Regions from separate parts of the Mus musculus genome. Here all the other regions are linked to region 2. The links are chromatin loops, found by intact Hi-C in ENCODE. Cell type or tissue: left cerebral cortex. All regions are shown on one strand.

Region 1 (8,000 bases), 82 kb before region 2:
TCTATACTTTTTTTTTCTTGGCCTGATCTGTTGGATTCACCTTATTCTTCCATATAGTTCTGTTTTACTCTCCCACCATGCCACTTTGGGTAACAGGCACTTTGCTTCTGGTGTCTCATGGTGATAGTAACTGTTCATGGTGAATGGGAAAGTTTTCCCACTGTCAGCACTCTATTGCTGTTACTTCTCTAAGAAGACACCTGCCACCTGCCCATTGTCTCACCCCATTACAGGCAAGCACTACATACACTGTTGTTTGTACTGGTTTTCCACCATCTCAGTTCCTTTATGGGCAACCTGCATACTTTGTTCTCTAACTCTTCCATTGCAGCTGATTCTCTATAGACATTCCAGTCTCTTTACCACCACTACTCCTGGATTCCTTTGATACTTTACTAGTATCTGACACCCTTGTTTATCAAAACCAGCTGTAATCCTAGCATGATGGAGGTGAATCAGAAGTTCAAGGCCAGCCTGGACTACATGAGACTCTGCTTTAAAACCAAAAGATTTAAAACAACCAGTTACCCTATAATTCTATGTCTTAGATCATACATACTCTTTTACTGTTGTATGTACGCCATTACAAGACCAAACTGATAAGAAATGGGGCTCAGCAAAGCCAGGATTGGGTAACTGTTGAGCCCCCTGTATCCAGCAGATTTGCAAATATTTGCCATCTAATTATTCAACCATTTGTTTAGTGCTGACTGCTAGGCACTATTATAGGTATTTGGTACATATTACCATCATAAGGCTTATGAAACTTAGAATTGACAATAAATACAACTAAGGTAAAAGTTGAGGGGCTGGATAGATGCTCTTCCTGGGTTTGGATTCCTGCACCTGAATTTCTTCTACTCATGACCATAACTCAGGTTCCAGGGATCTCATGGCCTCTTCTGGTCTGGACACAAGGTACAAACATGTACAGTTAGTTATACCTGCAATGCAATATATATATATGTGTGTGTGTGTGTGTTTCCTTCATGGATAAGGGAATCAGATCCCCTGAAAGAGGAGTTACAGTTGTTGAGCTGCCATGTGGGTGTTAGAAAATTGAACCTGGGTCTTCTGGAACAACAGCCAGTGTTAGTGCTCTTCACCACGGAGCCATTTCTCCACCCCTAAAATAGTTGAAAAAAGATAATCTAACATGACTAGAACAGTAGCTAGTGTTTGTCTAGCATGCACCAAGTTATGGGTTCAATCTCCTGTTCTGCATAAACTGAGCGTACTGGTACACATCTGTAATCCTAGAACTGGGGAGGTCATTGGAAGAGAATCCAGTGCTCAGGCCAGCCTGGCCTACAGAAAATCTTGTCTTGAGCCATGTTGAGTTCAAGACTCACATGCTAGAGCCAATTCTTGCAAGTTGTCCTCTGACAAGTGTGTTCATACACAAACACACAATTTTATTTATTTGGTTTTGTTTTTTTCAAGATACTGTTTCTCTGTATAGCCCTGGCTGTCCTGGAACTCTCTGTAGATCAGGCTGGCCTCGAACTCAGAAATCCGCCTGCCTCTGCCTCCCAAGTGCTGGGATTAAAGGCATGCACCACCACTGCCTGGCTAACATACAACTTTAAAAAGTATATTACATTCATTTAATTGGGGGAGAGGCATCCCATAATGTCCATATGTAGGTCTCTCCATGTGAGTCCAATCAACAGAACTTAGGCAGTTCAGTTTGGCAGCCAGGTGTCTTTACCTGCTGAGCCATTCTTCTCAGTCTTGCCATTTTTCTTTTTTAAAGACAGAATCTCTATGTAGCCCCCTGGCTGTCCTGGAGCTAGCTATGCAGGCCAGGCTAGCCTCAAGCTCACAGAACTGTCTCTGCCTCTTGAGAGTGCTGGGATTCTCTTCAGAGAGAGGGTTGCGCCACATATCTGGCCTATACATTTTTAAGTTTTTTTTAATGTGTCTCTGTGTTCACGTGTGTGTGTGTATGTGTGTGTGTGCGTGTGTGTGTGTGTTTTAGAGTATGCCATGAAGATGCTTGAGGAAACTAGAAGAGGGCATCCTCACTATGCTGCATTATTATGCTAAGGCCCTTAGTGCCACACTTTTTATACTATTGGCCAAAGTGATAACTATAGAAAGTAATACTCTGATGAGAAAAGGGGAAAATGTAAAATGAAACATTTGTGTCCATTTATGTTTATCCACTTAATGTCATGTTTTATAAAACTTCTCCTGGAAGCCGGGCGGTGGTGGCACACTCCTTTAATCCCAGCACTTGAGAGGCAGAGGCAGGCAGATTTCTGAGTTTGAAGCCAGCCTAGTCTACAGAGTGAGTTCCAGGACAGCCAGGGCTATACAGAGAAACCCTGTCTCGAAAAAACCACAACAACTAAAGAAGGAACTGGAGATACAGTGTGAACCACTTGATGTGTATGCTGAGAACCAAACTCTGGGGAGCAGCAAATGTCTGTAACCACTGAGCCATTTCTCCAGACCCAATCCCATTCATTTATTTTTTTCATTGTTTAAAAGTTGATCAATGAGCCTGGCACAAATGCAAATGGGCTGGAGATGTAGCTCAGTTGGTAGAATGCAAATAAAACCAGGTGTGTGGCACATGCCTATAACACCAGCACTTGGGTGGTGGATGCAGGAAGAATCCAGACTTCAATATCATTCTTGACTACACTGAATTCAAGATGAGACTGGGCTGCAAAAGACTGTCTGAAAACAGAACAACAAAATGTTGACCAGGTCTGGGTATTATTAGCTCAGCATGGAAGCACACACAAGGCTGGGAATAGACTTTAACAATGCAAATAAACATCAAATTTTAAAAGCCCCCCTTTCAAAAGGCATAAAGCCAAGTGGGGATTTGGAATAATGGAACTGCACCAGAAAGAAATAAGTGTAGATATGGGGCAAGTGAATTCCAGGCACAACAACAGCGAGTATGAAGTCTCAGAGACACAAATGCCTGCTATATTCAAGAACTAGGATATTCTCCTGTTGTGAGAGGAAAGGAGATTAAGTCTGTTAAATGATAGACCCGATGTCTATCCTAGCAAGGACGACTTTCATGGCTGAAGAAGTACTTGCCAATCAATGGCCCTTGCTTGAAAATCGTGACTGGGAAAGAAGGCCAACCAAAGGAAGCCCAGAAGAGGCAAGGAAATTCCTGGGGCCAGTGTAAGAAGTCTCAGGAAGTCTGCAGAACTGTTTGGGATAGATACGGGAAATCGTGTCATTTTCTACAGAGAAGAATGAGAGGTATGCCTGGCAATGTTGGCCGTGTAACAGAACCTAGTTAAGTAAGACTGTAGAGGACAAGATGAGGTAATTGAAAGGTGTAAAGAAAGCCTAATTAGAGGAGCTTGTACGCGAATATTAGAGTGAGGCAGCAAGAAGCTCCGCCCAAGCCAAAGTTCCAAACCTGCGCCTTAGTGGAGTCTGCCCCCTCTAAAAAGGCCTTTCCTTCTCAGCCTAGGTTTCACCACACCAAGAAGCTGCAGGAGAATGTGGGAATGGTTAAAGGAGGGAACCGGCTGACTGAGTGGCCTTTGGACCAATTATCTTACGGGATATTCAGCGATCTCCTGAGAAGCGCTCAGAACAAAAAGGCGAGCCCGAAAACCAATAAAAAACCGTACAGAGGAGGAGGCAAGCTGAAGAGAAAGCTAGATCATGCTTCTTCAGCTTTGCCACGCCCTTCATTCTTGCTCAGCCCTGACGCAGGGAGCAAATTTGATTGGCTGAGCGTCAGCTTTTTCAAAAGGGTGGGGCCACATACGTTTCACAGTGGGTAACAAACTAGTGGTAGAGGGTGGGTGGCAGGGCGGGGCTAGATTGTCCTAGCTAAGGTGGTAATCCAGGCCACCTCTCCTAGAAAGTCATTTCCAGCCTTTAAATTCTTGCCTCCCGAGGCACCACAAAGGACTGGAACTGCTTCGCTCACCTGTTCTTTTTCTCCTTGCAAAAGTCCCGTTTACCACCATGGGGATGTACCAAATGAGACTGTAGGGAAAGAAGGTGGTGACTGGCACGCCTGGCTACTGGCTGCTGCTCACCTCGATGCTAGTAAATTTCTAGCAAGATCAAAACTATTAACCCCTCTCTAAATCCCCCTGGCGCCGTTCCAGGGCCAACGCCACATTCCCTGCTGGGCACGCAATGGCCGCACCCCCTCCCGCTGCAGAAGGCTCTTTTGGTACACGCAGTCCGAGGTGAGTCTCCTCCTTCCTGCTTCACACCCCACCCCCAGCGTGTGCGTGCGCATGCGCGGAGCGCGGCGCGCGCGGCTGTTGGGCCGCTGGCTGGGGGGCTCTGGGATATGCTGCGTCTCCGCTAGCTGTCTGCTGTGAGTCACGAGCCGCCGTGAACACCCGGATTCCAGCGGGCGCTTGCGAGCACGGGGGCATCGCCCGCAGTGGCCAAGCTCATGGCCGGCTGAGCGGGACGCCGCCGCCGCCTCAGCCGCCGCCGCCGCCGCCGCCTCTTCCTCCTCAGCCGGCGGCGGCCCGGGCCCAGCAGCCATGGCCGAAGACTACTGGGACGGGCGCCTGCGGCGAACTGGAGGAAAAGGAGGTCGCGCGGCCTCATCCCGGGCCGCCGCCCCAGGCGCCACCGCGCCGGCCCCGCGGCTCTGAGGTTACTCGCGCGCCCCCTCCGGTGAGCGTGTCCTCGATACTTAGGGTGGGGGCTGCTCTTCCTAGAGAGCCAGCCGGACCCTAGGCAGTGCTGGAACAAGACCAAGGGGTTCTGGGCAGCTTGTCTGTCAGGTGCCCCCTCCCCCTCGAGTTTCCCAGAATGCACTGGGGGGTCATTTGGGGCCTCCCTGACCTTGGCCCCGCCCTGGGCCCCTGTCCTGGGAGCTGAGGATGGGAAGTGCTGTGGATGCTAAGTGGGAGAAGGGTGATTAAAGGACTAGCGTTATGGGAATGGATTGATACAGTGAGATTCTCGGAGTTGCTAAAGGGCTAGGAACATGTAATAAAAAGCCTTACGACTTCAGGCCCAGTGTGCTTATGGAAAGGGGTTGCAGGACCATGAGGGACGTGATGGGGTATAACAGGGTTTGAAGTAAAGACAGTTCCAAAACATTCTAGTGGAAGTTGGAGCTACAGAGAGGCCCAGTGTAAATGGAGAAAGGGTGGTAGAGGTACTACCAGAAGGTGTGCTGATAGACGCATAGTTCCGAGTGTGTGGTGATGAGGGTCAGGATAGTGTTAATACTGTGTTTATCCACGGAGTTGAGGGTGGCAGCTTCTCTGGGTCCAGGGTGTGCTCATAGAGGAGGTAATGGAGGGTCCTGGAGATGAGGGTATGTAGATGTAATAAAGGTAGGGTGAGATCAGTATATGCCAGTGAAGGCAGAGCTTTTGAAGGACCTGAGAGTGTGTGTAATGGGAGAGGATGGGGAAAGGCCTGTACTACTGGGTTTTAGGTGTGTGCGTACATGTGTACGGGAGATTGTCAGTAAAGGAAGTATAAAGAGCTTTGCACACTAAGGGTCAAGATGAGGTGTGAGTGGATGTCCATAAAGGCTTCCAGAAAGCGTGGGGGCAATACTATATATGAAGTTCTAGAGCACTGGTTCTCAACTTAGAGGTCGAATGTCAAATATCCTGCATATCAGACATTTACATGATAATTCATCACAGCAAAAGTACAGTTATGAAGTAGCAACAAAAAGAACTTTATGGTTGGGGGACACCACAACATGAGGAACTGTAGTAAAGGGTCACAGCATTGGGAAGGTTGAGAACCACTGTTGTAAAGGCTGCTGCTGTGGGGTTAGATAGATACAGACACTTAAATGTATGCACGCTATTAGGGGAAGAGCACAAAGTAAAATATGCTGATGTACATCAAAACGCCTTTTTTCTCTCCATGGGCCACTGAAGTGTGCTGATTTGAGGAGTGCTTCAGAAGTAGAGTTTTTTTGGGGGTGAGGGGTGGAGAATCTAGTGGATAATGAAAGGAACAGAGCTATGAAGGAAATCAATTGTGAACCAGAGAAATGGTGGTAGGAGTGGTTGGTTGAAGCAGGGAATAGGAGTAGGTACTGGTGTGCCAAAGTGAATTGGAGTCATGAACTGAGATGTATGTTATTAGGGGTCAGGGTCAAATGGAGGAGCTGCATTCACTAATGAGAGTCAGTCTGATACAGAATAGTGCATTTCTCCCTGGAGAATAGGGCTAAGGAAGGGTTCAAGGTGTGCTGATAGAGTTAGGACTGTCAGGGTCAAGATACAATGAAGATTAATCTTGTGCTGAGGGAAGGAACTGTGCACTGGAAGTACAAGAATGTATGTTAACAGCTGGGCGTGGTGGCACACGCCTTTAATCCCAGCACTCGGGAGGCAGAGGCAGGCGGATTTCTGAGTTTGAGGCCAGCCTGGTCTACAGAGTGAGTTCCAGGACAGCCAGGGCTACACAGAGAAACCCTGTCTCGAAAAACAAAACAAAACATACAAACAAACAAAAAAAGAATGTATATTAACAGTGGTCATAACTCTGAAGGTAAGGGCTAGAGAGATGGTTCAGCTGTTAAGAGCATGTGCTGCTCTTCCAGAGGACCTGGGTTTAGATCCCTGCATGCACATCAAGAGACCCATAACTGTGAAGGGACCTAAGTGTGAACCAAACTGGTCAGGGATTGTATAAGAATCACAATGTACTGAGGATTCAGAGACGTGTGAAAGTCCAGAGAATGCTAATTTGGGTCAGCAGTAGAGCACCCTGAATGCATGTTAAGGAGGATCAGAATCCATAGGGGACACTATTATTGGGAAGGACAGTGCTAGAGAGAGGCTAACAAGCATCTAGGCTAGGAAGGGACTCAACGTGAAGGTGGTAGGAGTTACTTAAAAGGGGCAAATATATGCCAATACAGTTGAGGGCAAGGTTTTGAGTGCTGAAGGGAGTTAGACGTTGTGAATGTTAGTAGGAGTTAATAAATATTGAGGGCCTTCTTGGGGATCTAGTGTGTGCTTTTAGAGGTCAGGACAGAATGGAGCATGTGTAAGTATGGTGGTAATGCAACTGTGTGCTCAGCAGTTGGAGTTATCGTCCGTCCGTGTCCTTGGTATGAGAGTAGCCTGAGAACTGGTGAGTATGTCTGAGGAATGCCAAGAAGGACAAATGCTACGTTAACATCCTATCTCCTGATTCTTGCTCCTTCACTTGTTCTGAAGTTTAGAAGCTCAGAAAACTGAAATTATGGTATTTAAGTTTTGTTGCTCATAAATGTTTAAGTGTATATATTTTTAGGAGTCTGTCCTCCCTGAAATGTTGGTCCTTGGGAACTGGCCACTTTCTAGGCCTAGATCTAGTGTTTGTCGCCAAGGTCAGGATTGCCCTGTATTCTCTGTGGGTGGATCTTACTCTTATCTATCTGAGATTTCTTCTGCTAAGCTGGCTCTGCCTTCCCTTCTAGTGAAGAAGTGGGCAGAAGTGGGAGTGGGAGCTGCTGGGGTAAGCATTTTGTTTCAAGGTAACAAGTGACCCATTTCTTTTTAATTCATCCCCAGCCTTATCTTCAACCTCAATTCTAGCTATACTTGGGCCCTGGGCCACCTCAGGCCCTGCTGTGAGTACAGATGGCTCCTGAGCTAGGTCTTTCCCCCTCCTTGCTGGCCCAGAGCCCAGGAGGAAGCAGAAGAATGCCGACCTAAACCTTTTGGTGGCCCCATTCCCACCAACAGCCCATTTAGGTCATCTGGTTGTCGATTCTAGCATCCCTAAGTGTCTTCTTTATAGTAGTCTGTGTCTGGGACTTAACCTCAATAAAAGTTGGTCCTAGGCTCTCAGCCCCTTGCTCGGCTACTTCTGTATGTACTTTTTGATATCAGCCATTATTCCAGGTTCTCAGGATAGAACAGTGGCCTAAACATACAGAAATCTACCCTGGTAAAGCAAATTTTCTAGTTGTGGTGGTGAGAAGACAGACAGTAAAAAAGGAAAGAAACCAATAAGTAGATGGTGTTATTTTTATTTCTGGGGCGGTTGTAAGATCTGAGGGACACATTAGAAAG
Region 2 (8,000 bases):
GAAGATGGAAAGATCTCCCATGCTCATGGATTGGCAGGATCAACATTGTAAAAATGGCTATCTTGCCAAAATCAATCTACAGATTCAATGCAATCCCCATCAAAATTCCAACTCAATTCTTCAACGAATTGGAAGGAGCAATTTGCAAATTTGTGTGGAATAACAAAAAACCTAGGATAGCAAAAAGTCTTCTCAAGGATAAAAGAACTTCTGGAGGAATCACCATGCCAGACCTAAAGCTTTACTACAGACCAATTGTGATAAAAACTGCATGATACTGGTATAGAGACAGACAAGTAGACCAATGGAATAGAATTGAAGACCCAGAAATGAACCCACACACCTATGGTCACTTGATCTTCGACAAGGGAGCTAAAACCATCCAGTGGAAGAAAGACAGCATTTTCAACAATTGGTGCTGGCACAACTGGTTGTTATCGTGTAGAAGAATGCGAATCGATCCATACTTATCTCCTTGTACTAAGGTCAAATCTAAGTGGATCAAGGAACTTCACATAAAACCAGAGACACTGAAACTTCTAGAGGAGAAAGTGGGGAAAAGCCTTGAAGATATGGGCACAGGGGAAAAATTCCTAAACAGAACAGCAATGGCTTGTGCTGTAAGATCGAGAATTGACAAATGGGACCTAATGAAACTCCAAAGTTTCTGCAAGGCAAAAGACACCGTCAATAAGACAAAAAGACCACCAACAGATTGGGAAAGGATCTTTACCTATCCTAAATCAGATAGGGGACTAATATCCAACATATATAAAGAACTCAAGAAGGTGGACTTCAGAAAATCAAATAACCCCATTAAAAAATGGGGCTCAGAACTGAACAAAGAATTCTCACCTGAGGAATACCGAATGGCAGAGAAGCACCTGAAAAAATGTTCAACATCCTTAATCATCAGGGAAATGCAAATCAAAACAACCCTGAGATTCCACCTCACACCAGTCAGAATGGCTAAGATCAAAAATTCAGGTGACAGCAGATGCTGGCGTGGATGTGGAGAAAGAGGAACACTCCTCCATTGTTGGTGGGATTGCAGGCTTGTACAACCACTCTGGAAATCAGTCTGGCGGTTCCTCAGAAAATTGGACATAGTACTACCAGAGGATCCAGCAATACCTCTCCTGGGCATATATCCAGAAGATGCCCCAACTGGTAAGAAGGACACATGCTCCACTATGTTCATAGCAGCCTTATTTATAATAGCCAGAAGCTGGAAAGAACCTAGATGCCCCTCAACAGAGGAATGGATACAGAAAATGTGGTACATCTACACAATGGAGTACTACTCAGCTATTAAAAAGAATTAATTTATGAAATTCCTAGCCAAATGAATGGACTTGGAGGGCATCATCCTGAGTGAGGTAACACATTCACAAAGAAACTCACACAATATGTACTCACTGATAAGTGGATATTAGCCCCAAACCTAGGATACCCAAGATATAAGATACAATTTGCTAAACACATGAAACTCAAGAAGAATGAAGACTGAAGTGTGGACACTATGCCCCTCCTTAGATTTGGGAACAAAACACCCTTGGAAGGAGTTACAGAGACAAAGTTTGGAGCTGAGATGAAAGGATGGACCATGTAGAGACTGCCATATCCAGGGATCCACCCCATAATCAGCATCCAAACGCTGACACCATTGCATACACTAGCAAGATTTTATTGAAAGGACCCAGATGTAGCTGTCTCTTGTCAGACTATGCCGGGGCCTAGCAAACACAGAATTGGATGCTCACAGTCAGCTAATGGATGGATCACAGGGCTCCCAATGAAGGAGCTAGAGAAAGTACCCAAGGAGCTAAAGGGAACTGCAACCCTATAGGTGGAACAACATTATGAACTAACCAGTACCCCGGAGCTCTTGACTCTAGCTGCATATATATCAAAAGATGGCCTAGTCGGCCATCACTGGAAAGAGAGGCCCATTGGACTTGCAAACTTTATATGCCCCAGTACAGGGGAACACCAGGGCCAAAAAGGGGGAGTGGGTGGGCAGGGGCGTGGGGGTGGGTGGATATGGGGGACTTTTGGTATAGCATTGGAAATGTAAATGAGCTAAATACCTAATAAAAAATGGAAAAAAATTAAAAAATAAAATGTAAAACAAAACAAAACAAAACAAAAAAAACAACAACAACAACAAGAAAAAAAACCTCCTTGCTAGCCAGGCATTGTGGTGCACCTGCAAGGTAAATGCAGACCTATTTCTGTGAGTTCAAGGTTGTAACTATTTTTAGGCCAGATAAAGCTACACAGTTTGACCTTGTCAAAAAAAAAAACAAAAAACAAAAAACAAAACCTTGTTAGGAAGGTCTTGGATACTAAAGTGGAAGTTACTGCTATTGTTTTGCTAAATGGACAAGTGGTGCCTGTCAAACTTACCTTAGAAAGAATCAGTTCATCTGGGCGATGGTGGCGCACGCCTTTAATCCCAGCACTTGGGAGGTAGAGGCAGGCGGATTTCTGAGTTCGAGGCCAGCCTGGTCTACAGAGTGAGTTCCAGGACAGCCAGGACTATACAGAGAAACCCTGTCTCGGAAAACGAAAAAAAAAAAAAGGTGTTACCATATCACACTCTTCAAAGACCGGGGAACATTATGAAGAGACAGACAGGAAGAATGCAAGAGCAGGAAAAATGGGGCAATGGAGTGGGACTTCCTGGCAGGACATGGCAGTTGCGCTCTTGAACTCACAGCAGCTATGATTCCCTGTATCGGATCCCCACAAGATTGGAGCTCATCAACACCTTGTCATTAAAGGAGGAGGGGTTCAGAGGACCCACCCTTCCTCAAGATCTATAGGCAGATAACAGTTTTTTCCAAGTGCTATAAGCACTGGCACATTTCCTGTGGCAATACATTATGATAAAAATATCTTTTATGCTGGGCATGGTGACGCACGCCTTTAATCCCAGCACTTGGGAGGCAGAGGCAGGAGGATTTCTGAGTTCGAGGCCAGCCTGGTCTACAAAGTGAGATAGAGAAACCCTGTCTGGAAAAAAAAAACCAAAAAAAAAAAATCTTTTACATCCCAAGAGACTGGAAGTATTGCTGGACCTCACAGCCAGAGTTAATAGTAATTATTTATTTATTATTATTTATTTACCTTGAGGTCACTTGAAACATAAGATTGATCTACTACTGTGTGTATAACCTGTTTGTTTGCTCAACCTATCTTTAAGAGAACAATGTAACTTGGTAAGGTGGTGCACACCTTTGAGTCTAGCACTTGGGAGGCAGAAGCAAGTGAATTCAAGGCCAGTCTGGTCTAAATAGAGACTTCCAGGATAACTAGGGCTACCCAGTCTCAAAAAATAGAATGATGTTTGACTCTGATGCAGTCTCAGTTCCATTCCCTTCACTCTAGACTTGCTGTTTGTGCAGCAATCATTTGTGCTCCTTTAGGCTATCTTCTGCCCTCTCCCTACATTAGACCACAAAGACCTGTGCTGATAGACAGACCAGACAACTTCATATTTGCTAAGGAGTCCAGAATCTGATTCGTACACACAGATATTGGAGAGCTGCAGCCTTTGCCATGCAGCCCCTCAGGCTTTCTTCTGGCTACCTAGCTTCAGGTATTAGGAAACAGTTAGGAACAGCTCACCACTAACTATCATAGACTGACCAGGCTAAATCCCAGCCTCTTCTGCAGTCAATTGGCTGTTTGTATCACCGCCTCTTCACTTTGCATAGTAACTTAGTAATGGCAGCTTCTTCTTCTTCTTCTTCTTCTTCTTCTTCTTCTTCTTCTTCTTCTTCTTCTTCTTCTTCTTCTTCTTCTTCTTCTTCTTCTTCTTTTTTTCGAGACAGGGTTTCTCTGTGTAGCCTTGGCTGTCCTGGAGCTCACTCTGTAGACCAGACTGGCCTCAAACTCAGAAATCGCCTGCCTCTGCCTCCTAAGTGCTGGGATTAAAGGCATACGCCACCACGCCGGGCAAGGGCAGCTTCTTATTAGTAACAGCCTGCTACTTTTCTCTGGCAGTCACAGTACCACTTCTTCCTCTGCTACCTCCTCCTTGTCTTCTGATTTTTCAAGTCAGGGTTTCTCTGTGTAGCCATAGCTGTCCTGGAACTCAGAGATGGGTGGCTCTGCTTCCCTAGTACTGGGATTAAAGGAGTGTGTCAGCTCTTCTTATTTGTAGGTATTGGCCAGCTGACTCATCTATGTGACAGTCTCTTAGGGTTCTGTCTCCCTCTTCCTCTTTCTCCTTTGAAGAAAGGATTTTATCTTAGCTGGGCAAGGCTGCTCTCATGTAGTCCAGGCTGGCCTCAAACTCATTTTATAACTCAAGCTAATTTTGAATTTCTTGTCATCACACCTCTGTCTCACAAAGGCTGAAATTATAGATATGATCCACCAGGTTTAGCTAAAATATTGCTTTAAAGATGTTATTGGGGCCAGAGAAATGGTCAGAGGTTTAAAACCCTGGCTGCTGCTGTTTCAGAGCCATCTGAGATCTGGTCCCAAGGTGGTTTGGCACCCTCTGCTGGCCTCTGGGAGTACTGCATCCATGTGATCCACTGACGTGTATGCAGGCCTGCCACCCATAAACATAAACTAAAAATACAGGTAAAAAATGTTATTGGGTGGCAAGATCTGGAAAAAATGGCTCAGAGAAGCAGAGTTTGCTTCCCAGTTGCTTACAACAGCCTGTAACTCTAGCTCCAGGAGATTTGATGCCTTTTTCTAGTGCTACTCACTTCACTCACATATTACATACGAACATGAGCACACACACACACACTTGGGGCCACTGAGATGTCTTAAGATGTAAGGACACTTGCCACAAATTGCAATGACTTGAGTTTACAGGGCCCACATGGTGGAAAAAGAGAACCAATTCCCACAAGCTCTTCTCTGACCACCACACATATGCCATGGCACACACACAATGTAATAAAATGTTATTTACCAGCCGGGCGTGGTGGTGCACGCCTTTAATCCCAGCACTTGGGAGGCAGAGGCAGGTGGATCTCTGAGTTCAAGGCCAGCCTGGTCTACAGAGTGAGTTCCAGGACAGCCAGGGCTATACAGAGACTTAAGTTTATTGTCCAGAGGGAAAAGAGTTCATTACCATCACCATAGGGAAGTGCAGCAGCAGGAGGCACACCAGCAGGACAATCTCAAACTGTATCAGCTCACCTCTCAAACTGTAGTGGGAAGTAGAGTGAGCACTCCTCCAACAAAGCCACACCTCTGCAAATAGTACCGACAACTAGGAACCAAGTATGCAAATGCCTGAGACTACAGAGAATGCCTCATTCAAACACTCCTGTATTAGAGGGAAAACACTCTACCCTTACCCTCCAGCTCTTAAATCCTTTCATCGCTGTCTTCTCAATCTTCTCTGAGCCTTTTCTGAGTGTTGGGCTGACTTGCCACCTCCACAGTCACTTGTTCTCAGGAGTTTAACCTGCTATGAGTATCTTTGGCTACCACCCCCTACTATACGAGGTTCTTCACAGGTGTTAGAGGGATGGCTTTGTGGTTAAGAGCACGGTCTGCCTTTCCAAGAAACCTGGGTTCAATTCTCAGCACCCACATGGTAACTTATGACTGTGTGTAACTCCACTTCAAAGGGATCTGACACCTTCACAACAATGTACATAAAATAAAGCTAAATGAGTTATTTTATTTGGGGGGGGGAGGGGTTGAGACAGGGTTTCTCTGTATAGCCCTGGCTGTCCTGGAACTCACTTTGTAGACCAGGCTGTCCTCGAACTCACAAATCTAAATCTGATTGCCTCTGCCTCCCAAGTGCTGGGATTAAAGGCATGCGCCACCACTACCCAGCTGTTACTGGTTATACCATGGTTCTTGGACCACTGCATTCTTCAGATGTGGGGTGCTGCAACTGCAGTAGTAAACACCACACAGGACAGCATGGCCACCCAAGGTCCAAGCAATTAAATTTTATGTGAAATAGGACCTGAGCTTAGTTTCCCAGTAACTCCTAACCACCTATTACTATGGATCCATGGAAATTCAACACCTCTGGCCCCTGCAGGCACCCTCCCACACCAATCACACACACACACACACACACACACTCACTTACACATACACTCTCACACATAATTTTAAAATTATATAAACAAATTTAATTGCTGTATAACACCTTTATAAAGCTTGATAGAGACCGAGCTTTAAATAAATCTTAACTCTTTTACAAGACTCACAAGACCCGTGTTTTGTTTTGTTTTGTTTTGTTTTGTTTTTCTTCGAGACAGGGTTTCTCTGTATAGCTCTGGCTGTCCTGGAACTCACGTTGTAGACCAGGCTGGCCTCGAACTCAGAAATCCACTGCCTCTGCCTCCCAAGTGCTGGGATTAAAGGCGTGTGCCACCACCGCCCGGCTAAGACCCGAGTTTTTTAACTAGAAGCCTGACACACTTAGTAGAAACTTAGCAATTATCTTGATGAAACAAAATCTTTTTTCAGGCATATTAATGAAATAAAACTGAAAGTGCGGAGCTAAGTCATTGCCCTTATCTTTGTGTTCTAGGACTCACAGAGCTTAGAGGATCATCTTGCAGATGAAGGCTATTGTCTATGAGAGTGAGACTATAAACCCTGGACAAGACCCATCATGCCCTGGGAGCCAGTTTGTTTTTATAGGCAATAGGGACGATTTTAGACCACTCACGGGCTAGTTTAGAGGCAATGGCTAACCAGATAGCATCCTGACTAAGACTTTTTATTTGTACGCTTTGTTTTAAAACTTTCCTTGTGCTATGAATTCAAAATATGTGGACTAACTTAATTTTAAAAATGTATATGGCCATTTACTTATAAGCCAGTTTGAAGCCAGGCAGTGGTGGCACACGCCTTTAATCCTAGCATTTGGGAGGCAGAGGCAGGCGGATTTCTGAGTTCAAGGCCAGCCTGGTCTACAGAGTGAGTTCCAGGACAGCCAGGGCCATGCAGAGAAACCCTGTCTCGAAAAAACAAACAAACAAACAAACAAACAAACAAAAGCTAGCTTGATGTCATGTAAACAATATATAAACATAAGCATGAGTAACAATATGTACATATTATGTCTTTATGTACACATAAAGACAGCTTTAAGGGCCAGTGAAATAGCTCATCGGGTAAAGGTATTTGCTTCAAAAACTTAATGGCCTGAGGTCAAGCCCTGGAAGCCACATGAAGGAAGAAGGAGACAATCAGTTCCATAAAGTCATTCTCTGACCTACACATGCGCACTGTAGCACATGTAACCCCAAACACACACAATATATATATACCTATAAAACACCCACACGCAGCTCACAACCATCTGAAACTCCAGTTTCTCAAGATCTGATGCTTTCTTCTGGCTTCTATGAGCAACAGGCACACACATAGTACACAGGCATACATAAAGCCAAAAAATCATACACATAAGGTAATAAAAGGAATTTTTTTTCTCATTTTTCTTTCTGAGACAGGGTTTCCCTGGCTGTCCTGGAACTCACTTTGTAGACCAGGCTGGCCTCAAACTCAGAAATCCGCCTGCCTCTGCCTCTCGAGTGCTGGGATTAAAGGCGTGCGCCACCACACCTGGCCCCTTTTGTTATTTTTGAGACTGGGTCTTAGTAAGTTGTTCAAGCTGGTCTTGAATTTACCCTGTATCCTAGGCTGATCGGAAAATTAACTTTTTCTTCTATGTGTTTCCTGAGTAGCTAGGATTATTGGCTTGTGCAATCAGGCCCAGTCTGTTTTATATAGGAAAAGAAAATGGCAACAAAAAAATTAAGGACATTCCCCTGGATGAGTGACTCACCCACGTGTAGAATAATTACCAGTATTGTAGTAAATTCACCTTATAATAATAAAAATCACACCCAAGGTAGGGCTTAACACTATAATGAGACATGTCTCACAATAAGACAGTGAGTGCAGTATTGGTCCTTTAATCCCAGCACGCGGGAGGCAGAGGCAGGTGGATTTCTGAGTTCGAGGCCAGCCTGGTCTAGAGTGAGTTC
Region 3 (8,000 bases), 67 kb before region 2:
AACGGGAATCAAGCACGGAGTATAGATAAGTTAGATCCATCTCGAATTATAGACAAGCCTGAAAGGATGGAGACAGGAAATATTTGGAAGGACCAGTGGTAGATCTAGAGTGGTATGAGGCAGAAAGGTCCAGTCTGACACTATGAAGAGGTCAGTTGGAGAGAGAATGAAAATAAAGTAGGGTTTTGACCACTTAAAGGAATCTAGTAGACTTAGAAAAGTTCAAGAGTGAGGTCATAGAGCCAGAAGTTTGGATTATAGACAAGCCTGAAAGGATGGAGACAGGAAATATTTGGAAGGACCAGTGGTAGATCTAGAGTGGTATGAGGCAGAAAGGTCCAGTCTGACACTATGAAGAGGTCAGTTGGAGAGAGAATGAAAATAAAGTAGGGTTTTGACCACTTAAAGGAATCTAGTAGACTTAGAAAAGTTCAAGAGTGAGGTCATAGAGCCAGAAGTTTGGACTGCTTTCTAAAATCCTGGAAGTCATCAGTATGGTGAAGTTTGCAACAACCTAAGCTTGGGAGATGGTTCACTTAGTAGCACACTTGCTATTCAAGCTTGAAAACCTGAATTCAAGTCACCACCACTTATTTGTAGGCTTAAAGGTGATGCATGCTTTTAATCCCAGCACTTGAGAGAGAGGGACAGGCGGATCTCTGAATTTGAGGCCAGCCTGGTATACAGAGTTCCAGGACAGCCAGAGCTACACAGAGAAGATCCTGTCTTGAAAAACAAGTGGGGGCAGGGGGCACTTGTAATCTCAATACTGGGGAGTGGAGTCAGCAGGATCCCTGGAGCTTCCTGGCCAGCCACTGTAAAGAATTGGTGAACTCCCAAGTTCAGAGAGAGACCCTGTCTCAAAAAATAAGATGGAAAGCAATTGAGGTTGACAGCATATGTTTACTTCTGGCCTCCACCTATATCTGCACATACAGTATACAAAAAGTGGCACAGCCAATGTAGCCTCACATGAGAATATGGCCTTAGTTTCCTCTTTCCATGAATCCCACCATCTTAGGAAGAGCCAAGAAGAGACTTGTAGACAAAAAAGGGGGTGGACAGGGCCAAGCAAATGCAAGTATTAGCAAGCCTAAAAGTGGCTGTTTATGGAAGTACAGCAGTGGTGGGTGATCTAATGAACCTCTCAATCACTGTGCCCTTGTAAACACTTTAAATCTCAATTGGAAGCTGCAATGTGCCACAATGTTTGTCTAGTCCTAGGGTTGAAAAAGTAAGACAGCCTACTTTTGGTGGCGGCTCATGCCTTTAATCCCAGCACTTGGGAGGCAGTGACAGGCAGATGTCCAAATTCAAGTGTAGCCTGGTCTACAGAGTGAGTTCCAGGACAGCTACTGTTACACAGAGAAGCCCAGTCTCAAAAAAACAAAACAAAACAAAACAAAAAAACCACATCTTCCCATTCCTGTCAGTCTTTCAGTTTTGTAATGGATAGGATGTCCACAAGTTCCTCAGCAGACTTCTTATGTCCTAGAAGGTGAAGAAACCAGCTTTAAGGGTTGGGGGAGGGGCAAGCTAAATGGGGAGAAACAGACTGGAATGAAGGAAGTCAGTTCAGATGGATTTAAAGAGCAGCTATCTGCTTGTTCCAAACTCCATTTCTACACTAGTCTTTGGGGTCAGAGATCAAATTAAATTTCCTTCAGGGCTCATACAACTAAGTTGTGACCTCATCTGTGTCAGGTTGGGGTTAGATAATAGAATAACTGTATCAGACACCTCATCACTACTGTAAAATCAAACTCCCTACAGAAGCTAACTGAAAATAAGAGGGATGTTAGATCATGTGATTGGGAGGAGGGTTGAACTGCAAGCAGACCTGTGTGCACAGGGGTCTATATAGGAATAGGAAGGCACAGCTTAAAATTCTTGTCTGTGTGTAGTTGGTAATAGTGAAGGTAATCACTAAACTAGCCCCAAAATCATGATTTGCGGGGGAGTTTGTGGGTTGTCAACAGGAACAGGTGAGGACAGCCAAAAGAAAGGGAGGTGGAGAAGCACAGAGAACTAAAGTCATCACTGACCAGTAGAACTGAGAGCCTACAAGAAAAGGGTAACAGCCTAATAGGATCTTTCTCAACCAGAGAGATGATCTCCACACTTAAGGATGTCTGATTATGTCTGGTGATACACAGCCTTTGTTGTGATGGTTGCCACCATTTTCTAGAAGTAGAGATCAGGGAACAGCTTAATACCCTAACGTGCTACTTTTTTTCTTTTCTTTTTTTTTTTTTTTTGAGACAGGGTTTCTCTGTCCTGGAACTCACTCTGTAGACCAGGCTGGCCTCGAACTCAGAAATCCGCCTGCCTCTGCCTCCTGAGTGCTGGGATTAAAGGCGTGAGCCACCATGCCCAGCTAAAGTGCTACTTCTCACAAGAAAAAATTGCAGTAGTGCTGAAGTCTGACATAGAGCCTGGTACACCTGTATCCTGTACTCCTAGCATTTGGGAGGCTAAGGCAGGGGGATCATCATAAGTTCAAGGCCAATCTGAGCTTCATGTTCAGAATTGAGACTCTTTCAAAAAAACACCAAAAGAAACCCTGGCCGGTTCAATGGTTTTCACATACATGTTTGTCATCAGATTTCCTTTATATTAAAGATTGGGGACACTCAATGAATTGGTTATCCCAAGATACCCTCTGAATAATTCCACTATATATGCATGAAAATGAGAGTGAAGATACTGCAGAAAGTCTTGATTTTGTGAAACCTCCTGAGAGGGTTTCCTGAGCTGATAGCATGTGACCACAGTTTGAGGATCTGCCTGGTGTTTAAGGACACAGCTCTGGAACTAGGTCTGCCGTGCTATGGCACATCCTAGCTGAGGACAAATGATTTCACATTTCTGGCTCTCAGTTTCCCACATTGTTACTCATGGGCCAAAAACAATACAGTTATCTGCTACCCAAGGCTACTATTTAAGTCCAGCAAGTCACTTAAACTGGACAGACTCAGTATTTGTTATGCTTCCAACAAACACACAGATTTGTCTGGTAACTCTAGTTCAGGAAGCTGAATGTTGAAGTGCATGCCTGTATTCCATCACTTTGGAAGCTGAGGAAGGAGGATCAAGGCAAATCAATTGCCAGCCTGGGCTTCATAGAGTTGGAGGAAATTCTGGGGCAATTTAGCAAAGTCCCTGTCTCAAAGATAGAAAAGACAGATGACACACAGACAATCACACAGAGAGCCACACCCTAGTTCAGGCTCTCAGGAGATGATAAACTATTTGAGAAAAAAACCTTTTATTTCATGTATATAAATGTTTTCCCTGTATTCATATATGTGTACCTTGTCCATTTCCGCTGATCCTCAGGAACCTGTGTTATGGATGGTTGTGAGCCACCATGTGGGTTCTGGGAATTGAACTCTTTCTTCTGCAGGAGCAATGAGTGCCCTTAACCTCTGAGCCATATCTCTAGCCCATACATTTGGTTTTGATGGATGAGAAAGGTAATTCACGTTAGGCTAACAAAAATGCCGCTTTCATAGTATGGGTTTGCAGTTAAAGGGGCAACTATTTGCCCTAAGCATCCTTTGTGAGGCCCTAAACACATATTTGCTCATTTTGGAAACCTCTGGCCTCCACCAAAGGACCATTTCACCTGGTGTTAGAGAATTCCACAAGGCACTAATGTCTTAGTTCCAAACAAGAGAGTTAACCCCTGGTATTGGTTGCAGAGACCACAGACCACCACCCAATTTCCGCCAAATGGTGACGTTTCCAAGATGGCAGTAGCCCCCTGATTGTTGGGGGGCTCTGCTTCCGTTTCCGGGACAGAATCCGGAAGTGCCAGTTGAGGGTCGTCTTCCTATCTTCAGTTGCGTCGGCAGTTGGAGGAGGACAGACGGTGATGGCGGCGGTCGCAGCGGACCCAGCTGCAGCTGCCGTCCCGGCCTCTGCTGAGGACCGAGACACACAGCCCGAGGCAATGCCAGACCTGGATGAACAGTGGCGCCAAATCGGGAATGGGCGAGAGCGTCCACTGCGAGCTGGCGAAAGCTGGTGAGGCTGGGCTTCAATGAAGCCTTGGCCAAGGGGACCTTGGGGGCGTTAGTATCGCGGGGTACTTAGAAATCAAATTCTGAGGATGAAGCGGTGCGAGGCTGGGAAGGGGCTTGGGCCGGCGGGAGAGAGGGGGCGTGGAAGTGCTAAGTGAATGAATCTCAACGTTTGGGGGAAAAGGCGGGGCCCGAGTGGGGCAGTCAGCCGCCTAAGGACAAAATGGGGTTTGTGATAGGGGTGGGGCGTGAAGGGGATGGCCGTGGGAGTCAGGGGACTGCATCGTTTGGGGAGGGGGTGAGAGGGGACTGCGTCTTGGAACCTGGAGCCTGGAAAGGAGGCTGGCTCCGTACTTAACGCGGGGGCGTGGCGTGTGTTACAAAACGTTGCGTCGGTTGCAAGGAACGGCCTACAAGTACTCGAAGCGCCTGTGAACCCGACGAGCTTGGTGGCGTCCGCTGAAGAGCAACTCCATAGCCTATAGCTGTGGGCCGAGGGGCGGAATAGTGTGGTATGGGGAGGGTGCCTGGCTCCTGGGAACAAGGCGAAGGGCTGGGGAGGGGCAAACTGTGGAGGAGGGGCAGTGCCTGGGGCAGAAAATGGCGCCTGCAAAAGAGCAAAGATTGTGACGCGGTATTTTTTTTTGTTGTTTTTGTTATTTTTTTAATACCCCTCTAGTTAAGGTCTCCTTCCTAGAACAGGAGAAAGTGCAGGTGGTTTACAAAAGATTATTTGGGGAGTTTTTTTTTCCACGTGATAATATTTTTGTAATCAGAAATGGCTATTTAAAAGGGATCCACAGCTTTTAACAAATTGTCTTGTTAGACCATTTTTTTTTAAATGCTAATCAATGCCTCTTAAAATTTACTGCTCCCCGGGTTCCTATTTCTCTCTTGAGTTGCTGCTCATTTTTAATTGTGAAAATCGTAAGACCTACAAAGATTATAGTATAAAACGTTTTACATAAATGGACATCCTGCTGAAAGAAATGGTTTGTATGCTTCAAAAATGGCAAGGTCATGAAAGGCATACGCTGAAGAACTGTTCCAGATTGAAGGAATTAATGCAGTTTAACAAGTCTATGCAACACGTGATCCTCATTTGGATCTAGCACAGGAAAAATAAATTATTTTTAAAAATGAGGGTTCTTTCTCATAATTTATTTCTCTTTCACTGTAAATTTTATTGGAAAAAAAATCGGTGAAATTTGACAAAGGCCAGTAGATAAAATACTGGTACTGATAATTTCTTGTGATAATTGTAATGTGGTTATGAAAGAATATCCTTTGGTGAAAAAATACATACTGAAATTTCATAGATAAGGAGCCATCGTGTAAACAACTTACCAAATAATTATATTAAAAATGCACATGGGAGGGAGAAGATTATGGAAATATTGGTCATAGGATGTAAAATTTAGTTAGACAAAAGGGAACAAATTCAAGAGCTCCCTTGTACAAAATGGTGATTATAGCTAATAACACTCTATTCTATACATGAAAATTGCTTAATAGATTTTACATGTTCTTACCCAAACAAACTGTGTGACATAATTGGTTTGTTAACTAGTTTGATTTAGTGTTTTACAATGTATATATCAAAACATGCTGTATACTATCAATGCACACTTTTTTTTGTCTAGTTTAAGATAAATGAAAATACCCCAAAGATGATATGGGGAAAAAAAGAATAGAACAAATGGATAAGGTGTGTTAGATTTGGGGACTCTAAGGGCATACAGAGAAGTCTTTATATTATTCTGCCCTCTCTTTTTAGAGGCAGGGTCTCTATTATGTGGTCCTGGCTGTCAGGGAAGTAACTATATCAGGCTGGCTTTAAACTTAGAAATCTGGCTGAGATTACAGGCATACTCCACCATGCCTGGCTTTTTAAAAACCCATTTTCAGTGAGTTTACTTCAAAGAAAATTTAGTAAATTTTATATGTGGATTAATCACTCATGTGAAGATTCAGAACATTACCTTAAAACTCGTATGCTTTTCCCCTCCATCTTCATAGGAAACTGTTATCCTAAATTTTGAATTAAAGGGCTCTTTTCACATTTCATTATCATAATAAACTTCCAATATTCATATATATGTGAATATACACATATATATGAACATGAGTGTTTGTGAAATAGACTGTGAGCCCTTATATTCCATGGTAAATAGTATCTGTATGATGTAATTTGATACATTAACCTTGACCTGTTGGTCTGCCAGGTTTCTCAAGTGTTAAGATGCTGCTGTTCCCTTAAGCAGTAGTTTCTTAAATACATATTTAAATTTTATTTATATTTTCTGTCCATCTGTACCTCAGGATATCCAACAGCTTCTTGTTTCATGCAGTATAAATGGTAAAGTCCTCAGTGACCTGCAAGGCTTTTGGAGACTGGTACCCCTTCTCCATTCTAACATTTCTCTGATCTGATTATCAGCCCCCAGGCCCTTCCTCTCTCCATCAGGGACACCCACATTAGACTATTGCTGTTCTTTACATTTAGGGCCTTTTCCAGGTTTTCCCACTTTACAAAGTTCCTAAACAACACTGCCAGTGAAATGTGTATACATTACTGGGGAGATAAATTACAATTCCCATACTAGAGGATATAGTGACATCTTTCTGCCATTATATCATAGTTCTCCAGCAAAGACTGGCCTCAATCCGTCCTGAAAACAAACAGTAACCAGACTGTTTGTATAACTCATTTGGAGATGTCCAACAGTTCTCAAAGCTTTGGTTCATTCCTCTTTCCTACCTTGACAGATGTGTCATTATTTTTGCTATTGGTAGATAACACATGATCCTGTCATCCTTACCAATGGCCTTTTAAATTAGCCTGCCAGGAGAGGACCTTCTTTGGGGTAAGGAAAATATTTTGGAAGTAAGTAGAGGTGGGTACACAACATTGTGAATGTACTAAATGTTAATGAATTGTTCACTTTAAAATGGGTTAATTTTATGTTAACTTCACCTCATTAAAAAAAATTACCACACCAGTGTTGGTTGAGTATTAAAGCCAATTTGTTTCTCCTGTTGGAATTGTTATGAAGCATTTTGCCAAGCTCCACTTTTTGTTGCTCATTTAAATTAGGTAAGAGCAAAGGATCTCAAAGTTTGCTGCCATAGTTGAGAAATACGTATTTATAAAGCATTTGAATTCAAGGACTAGCTTCAAATCATACATCTGTCAGTATTAGCTGTACCTCCCATCCTTAGCTTAATAGCAGATTAAAACAATTCCAGTTAAGTAACTCACTCATCTTTACTGATTAAATTTCTTAGATGCATTTGTTTGGGGGTGGGGTGGAGTACACCATGTGACTCTGTGCTGGAGGAGGCCAGACAACCACTTGCAGGAGTCCGTTCCCTCTCTGTATTTCCTGGGGGATCAAATTCAGGCCAGCAGACTTGGTGGCAAGCACCTTTACCTACTGTACCATCTTACCCACCTTCCACCTTATTTTTTGATACAGGGCTTTTTGAACCCAGAGCTCTGTTTTAGACTGGCCAGCAAACCTTTAGTATTTTGTCTCCATGGCCCCCTCAAGTGTTGAGATTATCACTATGCCAAATGTTAAGTTTTTTTAAGACAATGTTTCCCCTGTAACTTTGGCTGTCCTAGAACACACTTTGTACACCAGGCTGGCCTCGAACTCACAGAGATCTACCTGCCTCTGGCTCCTTAGTGCTGGGACTAAAGGTGTGTACCACTGCCACCTGTCTTGTGCCAAATTTTTTGCTCAGCTTTTTTTCTGTAGCTGTGAGGATCCAAACACAGCAGGCACTTGACCCAGCCCCTAAAGAGCTTATGTTTTGAGGCCACATTCCAATCTCTGAAAAGACAGCTTCCTTAGAAAGTTTCAGTTCTTGTGACAGTGAATTGTCTACACGTTTAAATCAAGGATATTTGAGAGACTTTGGTTACTTCTGTATAGGGTACAGAAACTTCCTAACAGTAAACAACTGTGG

What was found. Peaks named below come from ENCODE experiments on the same cell type or tissue, not always from the same donor. Only the 100,000 strongest peaks of a DNase experiment are listed, where the experiment ranks them.
Region 1: a loop joins it to region 2, with 2.8 times the contacts of the local background. A loop is called at or near these places in 3 of 42 quality-filtered maps.
Region 3: it touches region 2 in a loop (2.2-fold over the local background); 3 of 42 quality-filtered maps call a loop at or near these places.

Annotation. Positions count from the first base shown.
Region 1 is chrX:20,684,175-20,692,174 of GRCm38, forward strand. It overlaps Cdk16 (cyclin-dependent kinase 16), which reads left to right and starts at 4,252. Exons shown (of 16, transcript NM_011049.5): 1 at 4,252-4,632. In left cerebral cortex, a CTCF peak has its summit at 4,637; DNase peaks (open chromatin) are centred at 3,648, 4,221 and 4,733; H3K4me3 peaks cover 2,561 bases; H3K27ac peaks cover 2,113 bases.
Region 2 is chrX:20,766,665-20,774,664 of GRCm38, forward strand. No RefSeq gene overlaps it. Among named protein-coding and RNA genes, the nearest start is that of Gm26065, 30 kb to the right of the region's middle. In left cerebral cortex, a CTCF peak has its summit at 4,524 (motif pointing left); a DNase peak (open chromatin) is centred at 4,519.
Region 3 is chrX:20,700,091-20,708,090 of GRCm38, forward strand. Usp11 (ubiquitin specific peptidase 11) reads left to right here and starts at 3,819. Exons shown (of 21, transcript NM_145628.4): 1 at 3,819-4,029. The coding sequence starts at 3,878. Gm39499 (a long non-coding RNA gene) reads left to right here and starts at 6,899. Exons shown (of 2, transcript XR_878086.2): 1 at 6,899-8,000. In left cerebral cortex, no CTCF peak of the experiment used is centred here; DNase peaks (open chromatin) are centred at 3,854 and 4,465; H3K4me3 peaks cover 1,923 bases; H3K27ac peaks cover 1,821 bases.